Linked DNA regions of Mus musculus: region 1 is linked to region 2. A link is a loop called in an ENCODE intact Hi-C map of the cell type or tissue named here. Cell type or tissue: heart. All regions are shown on one strand. Each heading gives the region's core, and the rest is flanking DNA. Links, peaks and the distances in the headings are about the cores only. Region 1 overlaps Clnk (cytokine-dependent hematopoietic cell linker). Region 2 has its middle 94 kb from the start of Gm25377.

Evidence for each region. Hi-C counts contacts between places; a loop is a spot of excess contacts. Peaks named below come from ENCODE experiments on the same cell type or tissue, not always from the same donor. Only the 100,000 strongest peaks of a DNase experiment are listed, where the experiment ranks them.
Region 1: a loop joins it to region 2, with 2.2 times the contacts of the local background. A loop is called at or near these places in 1 of 42 quality-filtered maps.

What each region holds. Positions count from the first base shown.
Region 1 is chr5:38,776,969-38,786,733 of GRCm38, reverse strand. Clnk (cytokine-dependent hematopoietic cell linker) reads left to right here. Exons shown (of 19, transcript NM_013748.3): 4 at 2,186-2,214. Among named protein-coding and RNA genes, the nearest start is that of Gm22779, 82 kb to the right of the region's middle. In heart, for the core only: a CTCF peak has its summit at 4,708 (motif pointing left); no DNase peak of the experiment used is centred there.
Region 2 is chr5:39,422,354-39,432,118 of GRCm38, reverse strand. No RefSeq gene overlaps it. Among named protein-coding and RNA genes, the nearest start is that of Gm25377, 94 kb to the left of the region's middle. In heart, for the core only: no CTCF peak of the experiment used is centred there; a DNase peak (open chromatin) is centred at 5,908; H3K27me3 peaks cover 872 bases.

The DNA.
Region 1 (9,765 bases), core at 3,443-5,942, 640 kb after region 2:
GAAAGGGCACCAACTGCTAACCACAGGGCTCTGGGCTGCAGATGCATCGTGGCTCCCCCGTGAGACTCAGCACATCCCACAGGCTTGGGTAGGGAGACAGCCAGGCTGGAGTAGCAGCAGAGCTTAAAGCAATTTCCTTGCCTCTCGGCGACTGCCTGGATTGGGCTATTTGTGCATCCCTGTGCCCTGTTGCTTGTTTGGGAGGGCATCGGCTCCCCAAGGTCATTTGGAAGATGAAGTTAGGAAAGGGGCAGTATCCGAACAGGCAGCATCTGGACTCCTAAGCTCCCGTTTCCTGGTTACTAATGCTTCATTGCTTAACTATTGTGTGCCCAACATCCCAGCCACAGATAGGCCTCATAAATATTTACACGCAATGTGTGTTGCGATGCTCAATTAATTGCAGCTGTGACGCACTTAGAGCGCCTCGGAGGAAAGGTGTGCAGAGAGGGCCAGCGGTTATTAAAGGCGCAAACAAGTCAGCTCACGGAAGCAGCAGTCCTTGGAGCTTTCCATTGCCCTGGGGTTTTTCCCGGCCAGAAGCCAAATCTAGGGAAAAGTTACACCCAAGGGAACGCTGTCCAAGGGTGACGTTTGTGGCTACGCCAAGAACTTAGCATCAGAAAATGAACAAAGATGTGCCCAAGTGACTTACCAAAGAGGAGAGGCGTGTAATTATTCAAACGTGGTAGCCATCTCAGAAACAAAATTGGAGCAATGAGGATCAAGTGTCAAATAGGTAAAGTGGGGTTGGAACACGGATCGTGGTGGTGAGACACAGCGGGCAGCCACTTCATGTTCAATGGGTAAAAACATAAGTTAATATGAATCAATACAAAGCCATCCAGAAAGCATCTGAGGAATGTGCAACCAGGGACTGAGAATGCCCCACTCTGGTGTTTTCTTTGGACTGGATAACTGTCTGCCCGCCGAGATGTGCAGAGATGAGACTGCAATGCAAGAAAGGACGGGTTTTGCAATCTTGTTTACAATGCTCAATAATTAGCAAGAGCCTAAATCCTCTCCAAAAGGGCCACAGTGGCCAACAAATGTGTTTTTCAATAACACTGCGTAATGAATAGAGTGTCACACTCACATGAAGACATCTAAACACCTATGTGTCTTAATGTGTGCATAGAGCACTGATGCTATCCTGACCACCTGAGTTCCATGCCCGAAACCCACCCAAAAAGCCTAGTGCTGTGACTGGCATCTGTAATTGCAGCCCTACTAAGGGGAGATGAGAAGTGGAGGCAGGGGCATTGCCTGGCAGCTCTTAGGACAGGTCATCCTAGAGCAGGAAGCAGAGAAATGAGGTACCTTGTCATGGTAGAGTGGAAGTAGATAACCAAGTCCAGAGAGTTGTCCTCTGATCCCTACATATGTGCCGTGGCAACTACACACACACACACACACACACACACACACACACACATTATTCATGCATATACATTAATACATTGTTTTGATTATAAAAGTATGCTTGTATCCTCATTACAGACACATACACATAGGAACACGGTATTGATTTTTTTCTTCTTTTTTTTTTAATGATTTTTTTCTTACATATGTCTTCTATTTTCTATACCATCTCTAATAAAATGTTACCTCAAGCCTACAGTTATATAAACATGAAGAGCTTGCTTCATGCTTGTATTACACAGACCGGGGGCTGGGTGGGTGATTGCTCAGAGGATAAAGTGCTTACCTTGCAGAAACCTGAGTTCTAACCCACATACATACATACATACATACATACATACATACATACATACATAAATAGTTTTTAACAAGCAGGAAGCAGGAGTAGGTGACTAGGTGACTATACTCCAGCACTGGGGAAATAGGAATGAGATGGTCCCTGGGGCTCATTGGCCACAGCCCGGCCTACCTGGTGAGCTCCACCCCAACGACAGATCCTGTCTCCAAATGTCAAAGCCAACCGAGGGACAAGCTGAGGTGTCCTTTGGCCTCCACATACATGCTCACACAAGGGTACACATCCATACACAAGTACAACTGTTTACACATGGACACTCGTGCCTGTGCACCTGCACACATATGAACACACTTGCCCAGGCTGCACAGAATCAACCATGGCATGCATCTTTCGAGTGTTCATTCTTTTGGAGCCCATGATGGATTCGGTAGCCAATGCTCATGTTTGTTCTCTTTCCTACCCTAGGTCATGGCCAAGCCTCAGCAGTGCCAAAGGTGAGTTTTGCGTCCTGTGTTCTCTAAGTGATGCGATGACAGTCTAGCCCATTGGGCTTTCCTATCTATTCTTTTCTGACTTTCTTTCTTTGATGTACATGTGAAGGAGCGGTGGCTGTCTCTCTCTCTCTCTCTCTCTCTCTCTCTCTCTTTCTCTCTCTCTCTCTCTCTCTCTGCCCAGCTCTAATGTCTGGGCCTCTATGGAGAAGACTCAGACAGCTGGGGGATGTCCTTCACTAAGGTGACTGGTACTTGGACATTGACAACTGGAAGGCTAGAGCCCTTGAGCTGGGTTCAGCTTATAACACCAAGAGAGAAAGCCCAAAGAACAGCAACTCAATGGGCCAGGACAGAAGCTACAGACCCCCTGTGGTCTAGCCTCAGACATCTGGAGCATCACTCCAATGTAGTTCTGGACGACAGGCCAGGAAAACACATTAGCCTAGCTTTCAGAAAACTCACTCATCTCAGATGGCTGTGTTTCCACTGACAAGAATGGCACCCGGTAACATGCACCAACTTCTTGCAGCCTTTCCCTCCAGCTGCCCCAGAGCACAGCCGGTCTGTCAGGCCCACAAATCTGCAGATGTGTGGGGATCCCAGTGCTCACTCATTAGTTGTGCAGCCTTGAGCAGAGGGCTGCTTTCTGAGCCCAAGTTCCTTCCTCTGTGAAGTAGGTACAGATCTGAGCTACTCACTAGCACCCAGTCAACTAAACTCTCTTTGACGGGTTTCTCTCCCACCCCCAAAATGGGTGCAATAGAAAAATAGGAAATCCCATAGAACTCCACTAGAAAATTGGGACTTAGATGTGAGGCTTGAAACAAGAGAGAAATGGAACAGTGGGCTAGAAGAAATGTCAAGGAAATGGGCAAATCTTAGAGAACTCTGTACCTGGTGTGGAGAGGTGCCTTGCGGGTCAGCTTACGGCATGCACCCTGCACCCAACATGGGCTGCAACACAGTAGCACAAAAGCCAAGGTCCCAAAGTGAAGTGAGAGGCTAACCAGTGGATGATCCTCAGCATCCGCCTCCTTCCCTCCGTCTGCCCTGGTGTGTTCCCCTCCAGGTATGAGTCCTCTGAGGTGGATGCCTCCAAACTGTTCTAGAGTCTTTGGTCTCAAATATGCAATCTTTTCAACACCTTTCATCCTCTCCCATCATCCACGGGAATCCTGGAAGAGACTAGGACATTGGAAGGGGCTTTGTCCAGAGCAATAAAGCTGTTTGTTGGATACATGAGCTGGTAACCTGGAAGCCATGTCAGTGTAGCTAGCTATATAGAAACATAAAGGAAAGAAAGATTTTTAAGAAATCAACAGAGATTTAAAAAAAAAATGGCTTGCCCAGACATAGGTACTATCACAGGCCACTGGAATGTCTGAAACACTCTGACAGACTTGAAGTAACTAAGGACACACATGAAGGTGTACACAGGAGAATGGCCCTCTCAAGACAGCCACACACACCCTAGGTTTTTTATGGTGCTTGCATTTTCCCCTATGTTTGCCCTATGTTTTCTTTATGTTTTCGTTAAAAACATAGTAGGTCATCCATGAGAGCGGGTGCTTTGCAGCCTTAACTGGGGGAAGCCCATTTGTGCTCATGAAATTGTTGACAGCTTGTTCATAAAGGAGCAGGCAAGAAAAGAGTGTGCACAGTGTGAATAGGTATACTGATGCATATGGTGAAGAGTGGCTGTGTGTGTGTGTGTGTGTGTATGTGTATGTGTGTGTCTCACAGGATGTTCACAATATGAAAAGATACACACTGCTGTGTTGTGTCTCTATCTATATATCTGTGTGTATCTGTCAGTATGTCTATCTGTTTGTGTGTCTGTGTGTCTCTCTGTCTGCCTGTCTGTCTGTGGTTGTCAGTGTGGGTGTCTGTATATATCCTTCTATTTGTATCTGTGTGTGTCAGTGTGAAGATGTCTGCAGCCAATCGTTTGTATCAGTTGTGTCAGTGAAGCAACACTGCTTCTATTTTGAATGTCTGCATCTTATAACTCCTTCCACAGAAACATCCATTTTTATATAGTAGAAACAATGTCTCAATAGCTGAATGTTAACAAAGTCCTCCATGGACAGATACAGTGTGGCGTGTGAATGATGGGTCAATGTAGCTGCCCCTCAGTGGCATGCATGGTGCTACATTGCCCAACAAGATGAACTCATGAGTTATCTCCTTCCTGTGCCTAAGGAATGAAATTGTGGACAAGTGACTACCTTATTTGGAAAGTGTGTCCCTCCGTCCTAAGTCTCTATAGGCTTGGGGATGAGGAAATGTAAGATATTTGTTGATTCTATTAAAGATACAAGAAATTTCTTTTGGGGAAAACATTTGGGGTTTTTTATTCTAGTTTTCTAAGGTAACCAGTGTTAAAAGTTCATATCCCCCCTACTTTAAAAAGAAAAAGTAATAAAGATTTTTAAGACTGGGAGCCAAACCAGCAGGTACAAAATATGTGGGCCTCTAGTGCCCTCTGCTGGCAGATTCTATGCATTGCAGCAACTGCTAAATGAGCAGGCTAGCAACCCTAGTCTCCCAAGACTTCAGAACACTAACTGGATAGGAATAAATCAAGAAGACAGTTGAGCCGGAGTGAGGCTCTCGCCACATTCCTGGAAGCGCAAAACACAGTTTGTGGAGTTGCCTTCAAGATTCAAGCACAGCAGAAGAATCCACAGTCCACAGCCCGCCCTGGGGTTTATACTTTGGCTGGCCTTTGCTGCATCCAAGGAAGCAGGGCTTCTGCCAGGGTAACTCCAGTGCAGGAAGCTGTAGACTGTGCCTTAGAGAACCACTTGCTGAGACAGAGACAGGAAAGAAAGCTCCAGGTATCTAGAAGCTTCTGTCGGTGGTCTAGACAGCCACGCTGTTAGTCCAGGACTCCTGAAGAGCTCCTAGGAGTGTGGGTAGGCTGCCTCTCCTTCCCACCCATTCATTCGTCTGTCTAAGCAGTCAGCCAGTTTTACCCCTGGCCCATGGGACAGCCACAATAATAGAGAAAGAAACCATTAAAGTCTGACCGACCCAACGAGGAAATGTGCGTTATAAAAGAAGAGATGAAAACTTAGGGAAGGGGGCCCCTTTCCAGAGAACATTGGGTCTGTGCCCCAGATTCCAGCGAGAGCTTTCTCTCTCTGTTTGAGATTTCTGAATTGCCAGTTCTTGGTATCAAAGGGGCTGCAGATGAGCAAATAAAGCTGGAAGACCCAGTAAAGCGCTCTCTCTCTCTCTCTCTCTCTCTCTCCCTCTCTCTCTCTCTCTCTCTCTCTCTCTCTCTCTCTCTCTCTCTCTCTCTCTCTCTCGTGTGCCAGGCATCTTATAACCTTGCGTAGGATTGATTTCATTGTACTCACATATAAGTAAGATTAACTGGGCCCAAGAGAAATTAGATGGGCGGGCAAGAAGGCAGCAGAGAAGAACTCAGCCCCCACCCCCACCCCCCCACAATGCACTCTGGGTTGTACAGCAAACAACTTTAACCTCAGTCTTTCGGCCCTTACCAAAGGGATCACCAGAAGTTAGTGGCCACTAATCCCTGAGCTTCACTGCCGAGGAGGAGCCGGCTTGAGGAATCTCTGTGAAAGGTCAGCGGGACTATGGGCTTGGGCTGAGTGAGAAACTCCTGGCTGCAGGGCTGAACTTGAAAAGACAAACACAGAAGACAACACATGGTTCGTGGGCACTGAGCCAAGAAATCACACACTGTCTCGAAGCTGTGAGTTTCTACCGGGATAACATAGACTAAAACATCTCAGCAGCCATGTGGGATATATACTGTTGAGCCCTTCCACAGGGTAACATCAGTTAACCACGGTTGAAAGAGAGGGCATTTGCCTGAGCCCATATGGTTAGAAAGTGACAGGTGAGGATTTGAACCTAAAACATCTCATTAGCCCCCATTGAAACATTTTTGCCTTTCTCCCTTCTTTGGTTAGGGGCTCTACTATGTTACTGGCAAACTCCAAAGCTCACATCTCTAAGGAGCTAAAACATTGAAGGCTGCAAGCCATGTAAAAACTTCAGCAGAGACTCAGCCATGAGAAATAGTTATTATATATTTCTCTTTACTTACGTAAGGCAAATCCAGAAATAACCTGCCTAAGGCCTGTGGGTATCTCTGCTTCTGAGAGCCCTGGTGATTCCAAACATTCCCCCAATCTTATTGCTCCTTCAGTTGTGTTGGCCTGAACCCTATGAGCCCACAATAATGACGCCTGTGCACTCCAGAGCTAGAGGAAGATAAGAAAGTGAGTCACAACTTAAGAAAGGCTCCTGGAAGCTGTGAGTTGATTCGCTGCCTAAATTACATTGACCAGAACTTGGATTTGTGGCCACAGATAGCACCATGTAGCCAGCAACCTAGCAGACCTCAAGTGGCAAGTACATTCAGGGAGGTCCCAGATGCCTTTGCTCTGGCACACTGAGAGATTTGCAGAGGCCATCTCTGAGCCTTTGGTTTTCAGTACATATCTGGGTAAGTCTAACCAGTAGCCTGCAGCTCTGGGGTCGGGGTCAACCCAAAACATTGTGCCCTGCTCTGCTCTCCAATCACCTGACTCTCCCATAACAGAAATAAAAAACTTTTTTTTTTTTTTTTGGATAAGGCACCTGTCTGAGACCTGTTAACAGCCCTGCTTCCTGAGGGAAGAGACAGCTTTAAAGCCCTGTAGGCCTCCCATTTTATTTATTACATAGCATATCCTGTCCAGGGACCTGCTTTTAACAGCCTCACCAGTAGCTATCTCCATGGCAACCAACCAGAATAACTTAGAAGATGGACCAGGCTTGCAGCTCCAGATAACTGTGCTTCCAGGATGGTCTACACGTGAACAGCATCTAAGTCTCTATGTCCAACTTGACGACTGTCTGGCATTATGCAAAGGCAGCAACTTCCCCATCATTAGTTCTTGAAGTTGAAAGAATGGCACCTTGGAAAGTTGTACAAAAAGTAGACCCCATTCCTCAGGTTTACAGAGGGCCCTGCCTTTGATCAATTCCCGCCCCCTTTTTTTCTTTCATTTCTCATTGCTTAAACACCTGATATACACCACGTGCCATGGACAATGGAGCTAACCTTGAAAGGTGTTGGCCGTGTGCTTTCATCATCATTGTCTCTGCTTCTGGTAGCAAGAGGTCAATTGTGGAAGTTGATGGCTGTGGGGCTGAGGTCGTTGTCCCCTGCAGACCCCTGGCCCCTACATCACACAAATTCATCTTCACGTCCCTCTTAAAAAACAACTGACAAAGGAATTTTCTCTGTTAAAGGGTGTTTTCTTTGAGGGACACACAGAAGTGGTGTTTCCTGGAGCTGATCAGAGCCTGTGGGTGATGAGTAACTCCCCTCATGGCACCCCTCACATCTGTGAGCCAATGTGGAAGATGACTAAACAGCTTTCTCCCTCTGTTATTTTCTTCTATGAGCCAGCCATGTTAGCTGTTGGCCACTGTGACAAAGTAGCTGAGACAATTAGCGTAAGATGAGATAGGTTTGTCTGGGCTCTTAGTTTCAGAGAGTTCAGTACTTGGTCAGGTGTCTCTATTGCTCTAGATCTGTGGCGAGAAGGACCTTCATGACGGGAACAATTGTGAATCAAAGCTACCTGCCTCGTGTCAGCATGGAAGCAAAGAGAGAAAGGATAGGGGCTGGGTCCCAAAATCCCTTCCAAGGGCATATGTCCAATGACTAGGCTGAACCTCAGAAAGACTTCGTTAACACATACACACAAGTATGCAGGCACACATCACACACACACACACACACACACACACACACACACATGAACCATAGGCACTCATAGTCTAAACTACAGGATCAGTCAATGCTTGAGTTCCAAAGAAAATGAACCACTGTAGTGGAGATCTGGGGCTTGGCTAGAGGAAGGGTGAAATCCAAGCTTATCTGTCAATGAAGGAGGCCAGTCTGTGTACTTGAGATCCTGGGAGTCTGTCAGTCTGTCACTGGCCCCCATTCTAGGGTATTTCCACTGGGCCACATGCCAAATACAACATGACTCTTCTTGTGGTGTGCCATTTGCCATAAACCACCAGTCTCTGTGACATGCTGGGCTATAGGTGTTATCAAGGGGCAGGCGCCATGATCTGTAACTATAAAATGTATCTCCTGGCTTCATTCCTGGGTGTTATGGGCTAATGAAAAAAGGGTGTATTAATTAGTCAGGACTCACTTCTATAATGAATGGACTACAAATGTCAGAGTGAGATAAAAACAAGGCAGCTTTGTTGTTCACATCCCAACTTGATGTGAATGCACCTTTACCCAATGCCTTCCTAGGTACCTCAGGACCTTGGGACCTGCTATCCCCTTCTCTGCCACTAGCTGAAGCAAAACTGACCTGTGCAGGACCCAGCAAGCCAAGGACATTTATCTCACTCACGGCATCCCCAAAGATACAACACATACTGTGCCCTGCCAGTGCCTAAACTGCTAGGAAGTGTGCCCAGTGGGAGCTCCACTGAGAGGGAAAATGAGGCATGGAGAGTCTGCAGGGTCATCCAAAGAGCAGGGGTGAAGAAGCAAAGTGGACCTCTGCTCTTTGACTTAGCGACTGAGGTTGGTGGCCAGAGGTGTCACCAGGGAAGATGATGTTCTAAAGGGGATCTGAAGATCAGAAAGGATATAGGCATGGGCAAAGCTGGGGGATGGGGATATTCTAGACAGAGACAAGATGCAAGATGTTATTGATGCAGATGCATGGGGTGCTGTAGCGATGTGAAAACAGTCTGCTGTGTGTGGAGTCCAGGGAGAAGAGGGTAGGGGTGCAGGAGGGAGGCAGCCTTCAAATAGCTTTAAAGGAGCAATGGCTGATTGTCTCCACCTCAGAAGAGGGATTACAGTGAAGGGGGTGGGCAGTGAAGAGAGAGGGAGTGACTTCAGTATGAATACAACAACAACAACAACACAAAAGGTAATCCACAGCCCATGTTCAGGGTCGCAACAACAATGGCAAATCACTAAGAAGAAACATTTGAGATAAAAGAACCCTAACAGGATTCTTACTAAAGGCAAGCCAGGGAAAAGAGATGTCCCCTGAGAGATGGTCAAAGATGTGGACCCCAACTAGATATCGTCGGTGATGAGACACGGAAGGGGGTTCTGGCTAGACAGACTTGGTAGGGCTCTTGCTAAAATTAGACTACAAAGAGACAAACAGGGAAGCTGAGAATGCAGGGCCAGTCTGAGGCAGAGCTCTAAGGAGCTGACCTGGACTTAGAGAGAATTGTACTGTTCGGGATTTATTTATTTATTTATTTGTTTTTATTTTTTGTCAACTTGACACAAACTCGAGTCATCAGGAAAGATGGAAACACAACAGAGAAAATGCCTCCCTCAGACTGGCCTGTTGGGCAAACCCCGTAGTGCATTTGCTTAATGAATGATTGATGTGTGAGAGGCCAGCCCACTGCGGGCGATGCCACCCCTCATTCAGTTGTCTCGGAGGTCTAAGAAAGGTAGCTGACCATGAGCCTGGTACAAGCCAGTTAGCCAGCACTCCTCTGCTGCAAGTCCTGCCTTGGGGT
Region 2 (9,765 bases), core at 4,737-7,236:
AACCAAAAACCAAAAAAAAAAAAAAAAAAAACCAAAAAAAAAAAACAACAAAAAAAAAAAACAAAAAAAAAAAACAAAAAAAAAAAAACACTGAAACATCACTTACTGACAGTCTCAGCTGGTACATCACATCTCTAGCCCCCTCCTTACACTGTGATAGAGCCACACTGTTCAAATGCTGCTCAGAATGGCTTCCTGGGCTTGGGGTGGATTCTAGTGGAATGCCTCTAATAAACAATTATACGAGTTACTCTTATAATGCTATGACCATATTACCTTATAGAAACAATAAATGAAAAAAAAGTTGGCATCTCCAACATCCTGGAATCTTTATTCCAACATGATCTTCATCCTCAAAGGTTCATGTGTTACCAGCTCAGTGGTTATATCTTGATTTCTGCTTTCAGATACTTCATTCCATCTACTAAGACAAAGAAAACAGTGCAAATTATCTCAGTTCATGGGAAAAGGGTGTGGGTGTATGTGTAGATAATCATCTATGTACATCATTGCAGATCAAGAATCCATGAATGTGATAGGAAGTGGGCAGGTATAGCACACTCCCAAAAGTTGTTCCCCAAGTGACTCACTGTTTCAGCAAGGCCCTAACTCCAGAACTTTCCAGAACCTCTTAAAATAGTGCCACAGTTTAGGAACCAAGTGTTCAAAAAAATGATATCATAACAAATATTTCAGATTCAACTAAAATATTCTGCTCCTGGAGACTAGAGGGTCATGACCAAATATACTCTGAACTCTGATGTTCAAAGGCACTGTTCAAAGGCTCAAGTTTAGATGCCAAGCTGATATTCATAGAGAAACCTCAGCCTTGAGCCTCGAAAAAAGTAAAAAGGCATGTTACATACTTCCAACATACAATGGCACAAAGTAACATTGCCATTCCCAAAAAGGAGGATGTGAATCCTAGAAAAAAATAATTGAGCCCCAAAAATATTGAAACCCAGCAAGGCACATACCAAATCCTGCAGTCATGTCCACCCTCATGTGAGCTCCAAAAGGCTTGGCAAAACCCACCCCTATGATCTTCCCAGGCATATCTCTATGACCTCTTTCTTTGACTAGTTCCACTCAGCACCCATACCTTTCTTTGTCAGAGGTCCCATGTGTCTGGCATCTCCATCATCCTGGAGTCTCCATTTCAACGTGGGCTTCATCCTCAAAGGTTCATGTGTTACCAGCTCAGTGGATATATTTTGGCAAACACTTGAGGTTTTTCTTTAAGAGTATGGGCATAAATCTCCATAATTCTGTAACTACTACATTCTGAATGTGTTCACAACCTTCTCCACATGGATAAATAAAGCATCACTCAGGGCTTTCTAAACCTTTGGAGCTGTGACCTCTGAGATCCTGGGGATGAACTCAGAAAACAAGGATCCTATATAAATATGATACCCCTGTGTGTGTCTATATATATTTACAGGAGAAATTTTATTTCTTTTTGTTAATATTTTAATGCAAAGTATTAGAATTCAATTTTGGCACTTATAAACACAGTTTGATCTTGTTGGTTCTCTTTTCTCAGTTGTCCCTAGTCCCCTGGTCCCCTGACTCACTGCTACCCTTCTATGCTATTACCTCTTTTCCTGATTTATGCTATATGTGTTCTCTTGTCTCATACCATCTTTAATATATGTTCTTTTTTTCATTCTTAAGAACACATCATTCTTAGTAAGCTAGAGATACAAGAAGTCTGTGGGTCAATGAAGCAGCTTATTATGGATTATTTCATTTCTGTTTACTAAGGACCAGGTCCTGATAAAAGAGGGCACACTTGCAAACTTGACGTTTCAACTAAAACATATAAGATACCATATGCGTATGAGTAGATATGTATAATATCTGACTATGGCTAGGCTATGTGAATCTGGCTGAATGGTAATTAAAAACTGTAAATAATTTGATAAATACTAAATATAGAGCTAAGTGATTTATTTTTCTGGCTCATAGAGAGACTTTATTTCCTGTGGATTAAAAACAGATTCAGTTATGGATGGTTATCTAATGCTTAATTAAGATGGGTCTGTCAAGCTGAGCTTAGGGCCAGGACTGCAAAACTTTGTATCCCTAAACTTCAGAATGGCGACACAGAGCTCCTGCCATGTAGCATGAGAAATGTTCACCTCGAGATACACTAATTAGATCAAAGCTCTTTGTGAAATTAAAAAACATCAGTTCAGCATCTAATCATCTTTCTTGACTCTTCTAAAAACCTCGGAATAGAAATATACTTTCTCACTGTAGAAAAAAATCAAAATGACCATAACCCAAAATAAGAGAATTGGAAGACCTAAAGTTTAGAGTTCTAGACCCCTTTCACCCCACCAACCTGTTGGTGCCCTGTTATTCTCCTAGATAAGATGGTGTTGTAGAAGCCTCATGTTTACCAGACTAGTCCTGATGCAGGATGGATTCAGTTACAAATTCTACTAGCATCCAATAGGGATGCATTCAGTCTGGTACAGGAGGGAAGGGAGAATGTGCTTGGAAGCTTTAAGGATTATTACACACTACCAGTGATTAATTTATGCTATCCTTCATTGGAGGGTCAAATATTAAGTCCAAAGAGGTATTTTTTAATTGAATGCAAATTCTCTGTACTTTGAATTTAACTTCCTGGCATAAATAAATAAATAAATAAATAAGTTCAAGGGAATAATATAAAGACTATTGAATTGGCCTAAACTAAACTGTGGGAATGCCTGACTTGGCTTAGCAGATGGCACAAGAGAAAATGAACCGGCAGGGTTAAGTGAGCATGCTGATTCAATAGAGTATAGGAGGGTGCACACCCCTCCAGAGTATTTTACTCCACAGTGGGACTCATAAGGCACCCCATCCACCAAGGCCACAGCAATGCTCTGCTGAGAGCCTCATCAGGCACTCTGTGATGATTCTCCTCTGTAGGCTAGGACTGGCACAGGATGGGACACAGGGGAACTCTCAGAGCTCAGCTTGCTAGTGTCTTGGGAATGAAGAGGCCTTAAAATGAAAGGGAAATGAGAACAGGTGTGTTTGAATATGCTTGACCCAGGGAATGGCACTATTAGGAGGTATGGCCTTGTTGGAGGAAGTGTGTCACTGTGTGGGTGGGTTTTGAGACCCTCCTCCTAGCTGCCTGAGGACATTCTGCTCTTGCCTTCCTTTGGATGAAGATGTAGAACTCTCACTTTCTCCTGTACTATGCCTGCCTGTCTGGATGCTGCCATGATGATTATGGACTGAACTTATAAACCTGAAAGCCGGCCCCAGTTAAGTGTTGTCCTTTATAAGAGTTGCCTTGGCCATGGTGTCTCTTCACAGCAATGGAAGCTTTAACTAAGATAAGGTGCAAGCAGAAGTAGAGTGAGATGATCACTGAAATGATTGTTGAAGGGAATGTCAAAGGGGAAAACCAAGTAGATTTTTCTCTGCACCTATAGATGATCAGTAGAATAGGATATGTTACAGTGCTAAGTAGATAGTCAGAGTAGAATTCTGTCTACATATGGGTTCCATACTGTCTTCAATCTGAGCCCAACCACTGGTCAAGTGTGATTCAGATTCTGGTTCTGCTCTGTTCATTTATGCAGATCCTCTTACATAATGCGGGTAGGTCCAGTGTTCTTCCTCTCTTTGCCTGCTAGTGCTTGTAACATTATATGTTACAATAAAACCTTGATGCTTACACTTCTGCTTTGTCTAAATTCTTTCCTCAAACTTACGCTGTTATTCTTAGCGCTCAGATGAACAGATCTTGCAGTCAGTCACTGAGCTATCAATTCATTAACATATACTTAGTGATACCATTACGAGTCAAGTATGAAAGATATAGAGATTAATAAGTGGAGATTGCTGCATTTCAGAAAATATGTGTACATTCCCTGATGTATTTTGAATGACATGTGCACATTTGTACACAACGGGTGTGCTGAGATGAGGGAGCAAACATTAGAACTCCACATTTTCTCAAAAGTAGATTACCTACCATTATAGATGTGTATGTAGAATGTGATAGAATTAAGAATATTTGGGTTAGATAAATTGACTCCTATTTCCTTACAAATTTTCCAGATGATGAGCAAAAGACTCCAATTCTGGAAGATTCTGTGTACCGAACCTAATACAGGATCATATCATGCAAGTAAATAAACATAATTATGGCAGAATCAAGCCAAAATGTAGAGATAAGAGAGGTTTAAAGAGAATTTGCCAAAGAGGAAATTTCCAATAATTCTGCTTGTGCATCGAAACTCATGCTGGCAAAACCACTCTATAAACATGTTAAATTCCTTGTTAATACTATGGAAACAAATGCATTTCATGATAAGACCACGGCCTTATGTAGCACTAAAGATCACCAAGAACATCTGGCTGGAGTAGGGAGTGACAACATACAAGTCTGAAGTTGGGGAAAGCTTCCCTATTTCACTGATAGATGTTTTTTAAGCATCATGTTTAACTACTAGAGAATATCTCTCTGAGGTAACTGCAGTCAATAACACACCTGCAGGGTAAATATACTTTGTAGTATCTTATATACATCCCCATGCTAGGAATCATGTCTGTCTCATGAGAGAAAGATACCCCTACTTCACATGCAGAATAACACTAGAGTATAGAAAACCTAGGACTATTACATTGTTATGTCTTGTAACATGGTATAATGTGGTACAATTGAGACAGGAGAGGGAGTGTCTCAGAAGGACCATGCTGAGATGCCCCCTGAACAGTCATGCCACATAACAGGTCTAGTATAAAAAGGAAGGGAGGAGAATGAGGACCTAGAAAGAGGAAGAGACAGAGAAGAACAGTAGGAGAGAGACGAGAGAATAAAAGAGAGAGAAGCCAGCTAGGGATGAGTAGGAACAGAGAAAGAAAGAAGATGGAGACAGACAGCTGGGGTAGCTGACTAGTCCTTCTTATACATCTGCTCACACCTGACAGTACATGATATTGTGAGCTATTGCTAGGTCTCTGTTGCTAGGTTTCTGGGAAGACACTAGTTGAATTGTCTGTTAGCCAAATATACATTACTTTGGGAAGAATTGACTATGGGACCTGGGCACCCTAACCTGGACCTGTATTACCTCAATACCACATGTGTGCATTGCCTCTTAGAAATGGGTCTTGAACTTACATTTAATGGCCACTGCTACAATGAGTTTAGTCATAATTCTCTATGGATTAAAAAAAAAGGTATTTTATTTTTGACGTAGCTATATATGACCCTTTGTCATTCCATTCTTTTACTGAGTGAATTCCACTTAGAAATGGCCTCTGTGCAAACTAGCCCTCTGCTGAAGCAGTATTGCACTGGTTGCTTTTCTCATTTGCTGGGACCAAATACCTGACAAGAAGCAATTTAAGAAAGGAAAAGTTTATTCTAGCTCATGATTCAGGGGAAACCATAGTAACAGGACTTGCTCCTGGATATAGTAGGAGCCTGCACATCTGGGCAAATTACCGAGAAAGGAGAATGCTGGCTCTCAGCTGGCCTTTTCCTTTTGTACTTTATTATGGTTCAGAACACTAGTCCAGAGCCCATGGGATGCTACCACCCACATTCAGAGCAGCCCCTGCAGGAGCTAATGTTCTCTGGAAAGGCTGAACAGATAGGCATTCCTTAAACTAAGTGGATTTGACAAGCAAACTTGACCATCACAAGTACCCTCTACCTTAGAAATGAACATATAAAATTCTTGTTAAGTGTTGGCTATGTGACCTTCAGAAATCTGACATCTGTTGAAACTGTGGAATATGGCGCTGGTTCACACCCACCTCCTAAGAAGCAGCTCTGGATGGTTGTGTTCTTTCAGAGTCCAAGGCTGTGACAGCTACCAGCATCCACAGCAGGGGGTGATAATCAGCTGCTTCCTGAACTCCCAGCTGAGCCCAGCTGGGTGTTTTCTTCTCCCCAGAGGACTCTGCAGGGCTTCCATGCAGAATTCCTCTTGCAGTGCTATGGAGCTGAGATTTTTACATCAGAGGCTCTGCATGACTCTTTACACGTGATGCGCCAGCTTGGCTCTGAACCCATGGAAGCCATTTAAGAGGAAGGCAGTCACAACCTTAACAGTATGGAAGGAAACCTATTCTTCTCCCCAGGATAAGAGAGCACAGCTCCATTCTCTCCCATCCCTCAGCTCTCCCAGCTCCTTCCTGGTCAGATGAAGAACAGAAAACAGGACAGGGACAGGAGAGTATCATGGAAATGGGATCCTAGAGCATTTCTCAGTTTTCTTGAATCTTCCAGACCAATGAGGTCTGCGCTCTGGTTTTTAAAGGGTAACACTGTACATTGGGAAAACAAGAGACGGCAATTTGAAAGCTGAGCAAAAGCTGTGAACGCGTGTGAAATGACTTGAAAGAGCACAAGCAATTTGGAGTTGTTCAGCGTGTATGCCTCACTTCACACAGTGTGGGGAGTTCGAGCTGGAAGCCAAGACGGCGCCAGTTAGTAACAGTAACAGCCATAATCATAATGATAACAACAGATGCAAAGTCGTTGAACACTCCCCTAGGTGCTCTTCTGAGGACCCTCAGAGCTAACATTGTTGGATTGTGACAATAGCACTAGAGGTTAGGAATCAAGACTAACACCATGCTGCAGAGTACCTGGGTCATATGGAGATCAAACCATCTGACAAGAAAGTCACAGCCAGAACACAAAGGTAGGGAGTATGCAGGCCACTTCCCTGCATCTTCAGCACCACAATGCATCGCAAAAGGCATGGCACTGGAGAGAACCTTTAAAATTATTTTATATTATGCTCTTGGTTATGATGCTAGCTCTTTTAGGTAAAGATGCTTATTTGACTTATTGGTAACTAGAATGTAAAATGGCTTGGTCTGGTAAGTAGTTCTGAGTGTTTTCCAATGTGGCAGAGAAGAGAACCGAGTACTACAGAGGAAATGACAGGCTTTGTTGTGGGTAGAGAGGAGGGGACACATGTCCAGATATGCTTATCGTCTACCTCTGGACTTGAGGCTTTCTATAACAACAGGGTCCAGGAAGCACATCTGATAGAAAAATGTCAGTCCCTCTGAAAAGCTTAATCACCTCCCACTAAGCATCGGTTCCTAGAAGTCCCTCATATGCCCTCCAAGCAGCACAATGGTACCACACTTTTATCACATCCCACCAAACTATGATGCCCATTATCTGTGTGAATGCTCACACATGCACACGCATACACACACACACACACACACACACACACACACACACACACACACACACACTTCTCAGAAGTGAAAACACTGTCTTACTTCTTTTCCTGATGTGAATAAATAGAAGGTGGTCCTGAAGACCCAGAAGTGGAAGCCTGGTTGGAGCTATCTGTCTCAAGCCACACATCCTCAGGACATTCACCACTATGAAGCCTATCCATTTGCAATCTATATTAGATCCATGGTAGAAAGGAATTAGCTTTAAGGGATCTATAGAAACAGAACAATGAACAATCAGGTAAGGATGTAGCTGACATGATGTCAGCAGCCAAGAATTTTTGGACAGCTTTTGATTGTTACTCTTATCCTTCTGAGAAAATGAGTTACAAACTAGTTATCATATAGTGGAATGAAAATATCTGAAAACTCCCCTCTGAATGCCCACATTGGAGGTAAAAATGTAGCACATGACCTCAATATCTATTGAGAAACCATAATAAAGAACAGAACTACCAACAGATGTAGACACACACATTCCAAGTGGTACCCCATGGAAACCTTGGGGTACTAGCCTTCAGAAGTCTTGACCCTGCAGTTGCTCTGTTGGTGCAATAATTAAATCATGCAGTGTCTAAGATGAGTTTTATTTCTTCAGTTTCAATGTCCCAGCAAGGCTTGCATGCCACATCCACCTATCAGGCAGGACCTTAACATCTCAGAACATCAGTTTGATGTTTGTTCCCTCAACCATTTGAGATTCTTTTATTTGACACACTTAGAAGCATTTCTTCTAAGCTTAGTCTTAATGTTGCACCAATGTAAAGAGGAGAACCTGATCTTCCCTTCAATGGCCTAATTTTGAAATCAAAATCCTCAGGTCCCTGTTGAAGCATTTCGTGTCGACCTTTCTCTCCTATTGTTCCTCGCGAGCTATTACACTAATAAGCTTTATTACGTGCTCTATAACCACCAGCCATTACACAGCTCAGTGGCCATTGCCGAAAGAAAACATAATGATATGAGAACAAGGTAAACTCAATAAAGCATTCTTTGTTCTCTGGGTATACGCAGGATAATGGGCTATTTCTTCTTGTTTATGGACACATAAAGAGTTTGATGTGAGCCACGTCCTCTCCCGGAGGCTGACAGCTGCATGCTAGAGAGAGCTGACATTCACTCAGGGAGCAGGTTTGTAACTAGTGTCTGGGTGGCAGAGTTTTGCAGATCTCTTCTCTCCTGAAGAGCTTCTGCAAGTTTTTGCCCCCTGTCTGTGATGCACGAGTATTATGTCTTTTCTGGAGGTAAGGAGAGGCTCAGTGATATGGAAGAGACTGACCAAGGAGCATGGGAAAGGAAGTCTACATCATTCCTAGGTTCTTCCTTTTTAACATCCAGTGTCAAGATACTCCTTATCCCAAATATTGATATTTCTCCATCCTGAAGCTAGCCTGCCTCCTCCAGGAAGCCTTTCTGTGACTACCCCAGCAGCACTGACTGATTTCAGTCCTCACTAAAGAAATTGAGACAGAAAGTTCATCTCCCTTTCCCCCTTTTCTCTCTCCCAGGGTGGAGTCCTCCCATTCTTCTAGTTGTAAATGAATTCTTGCTTCACTGAACTCTTGAAGAAAGCTTCAGTAGTTCACATACAACTCTACTGAGTAATAAATATATAAGTTATAAACATTTGGTTTTTTTCTCTGCTAGAAAATCCGAGTGGAGTCTTGCCTACAGTGTGGATCATGCTAAGTCATACTAAAAGCCCCCACCCAGGACACTACCCAACCTCCTGCTCCGTCCAAGGAGAAGACTACACCTGTCAGTAGTGAATCATTCCACTGAAAGACAGTTTTGCCAGTGTCTCGCTTTGTCAGTGGGTTGGGATATGTGTTGCTAAGTCCCTCAGTGATTTATTTTAGCCAACACACATAAAGTCCCTATTCTGTGCCTGTATCTCTTAAGAATCCTGTAAGTTTGTTCTCTCCTCTTCCTTTTCTCGTCTTGCTACCCCCCTCCCCACCCCAGGGCAACTTCACTGGCCTCCTTCCTTGGGGCTCCTAAATCAGCCCCTTTAGAACATCTTCCCAATAAACCTGCTTTTAAATGTGTGTGTGTGTGTGTGTGTGTGTGTGTGTGTGTGTGTGTGTGTGTGCACGTGTGTGTGTGCACACGCGCGTGTGTGTGTGAAGGGATTCTGTAAGTTCTATGTCATTTAATTCTCCCCAGGATCCTATACATAAAATAAATACTCATTCCCATTTTAAAGATGAGAAAATGGAGAAACAAAAAAGAGTATCAATTTGCCCAAAGTAACCCATGTTCTCTTGTTTATGTTGGAACTGTGATTCAAACCCACATCATGTGGCCCTTAATGAATTATTGATGGAACTGTGGCTCATTGAGACTGTTTGGGGAAAAAAAAACTGATTGTTATACTATACAGTGTTAACCAAGTAGCCCTCAATAAGCTCAAATTGATCATTTGATACTAAAGTCACAGCATTTTATGAAAAAGAAAATGTGAATACATACTTATTGAAAATCAATTTTGTACCTAGAAATTAAATCATGACTGGCTTAATGCATTGACATTTA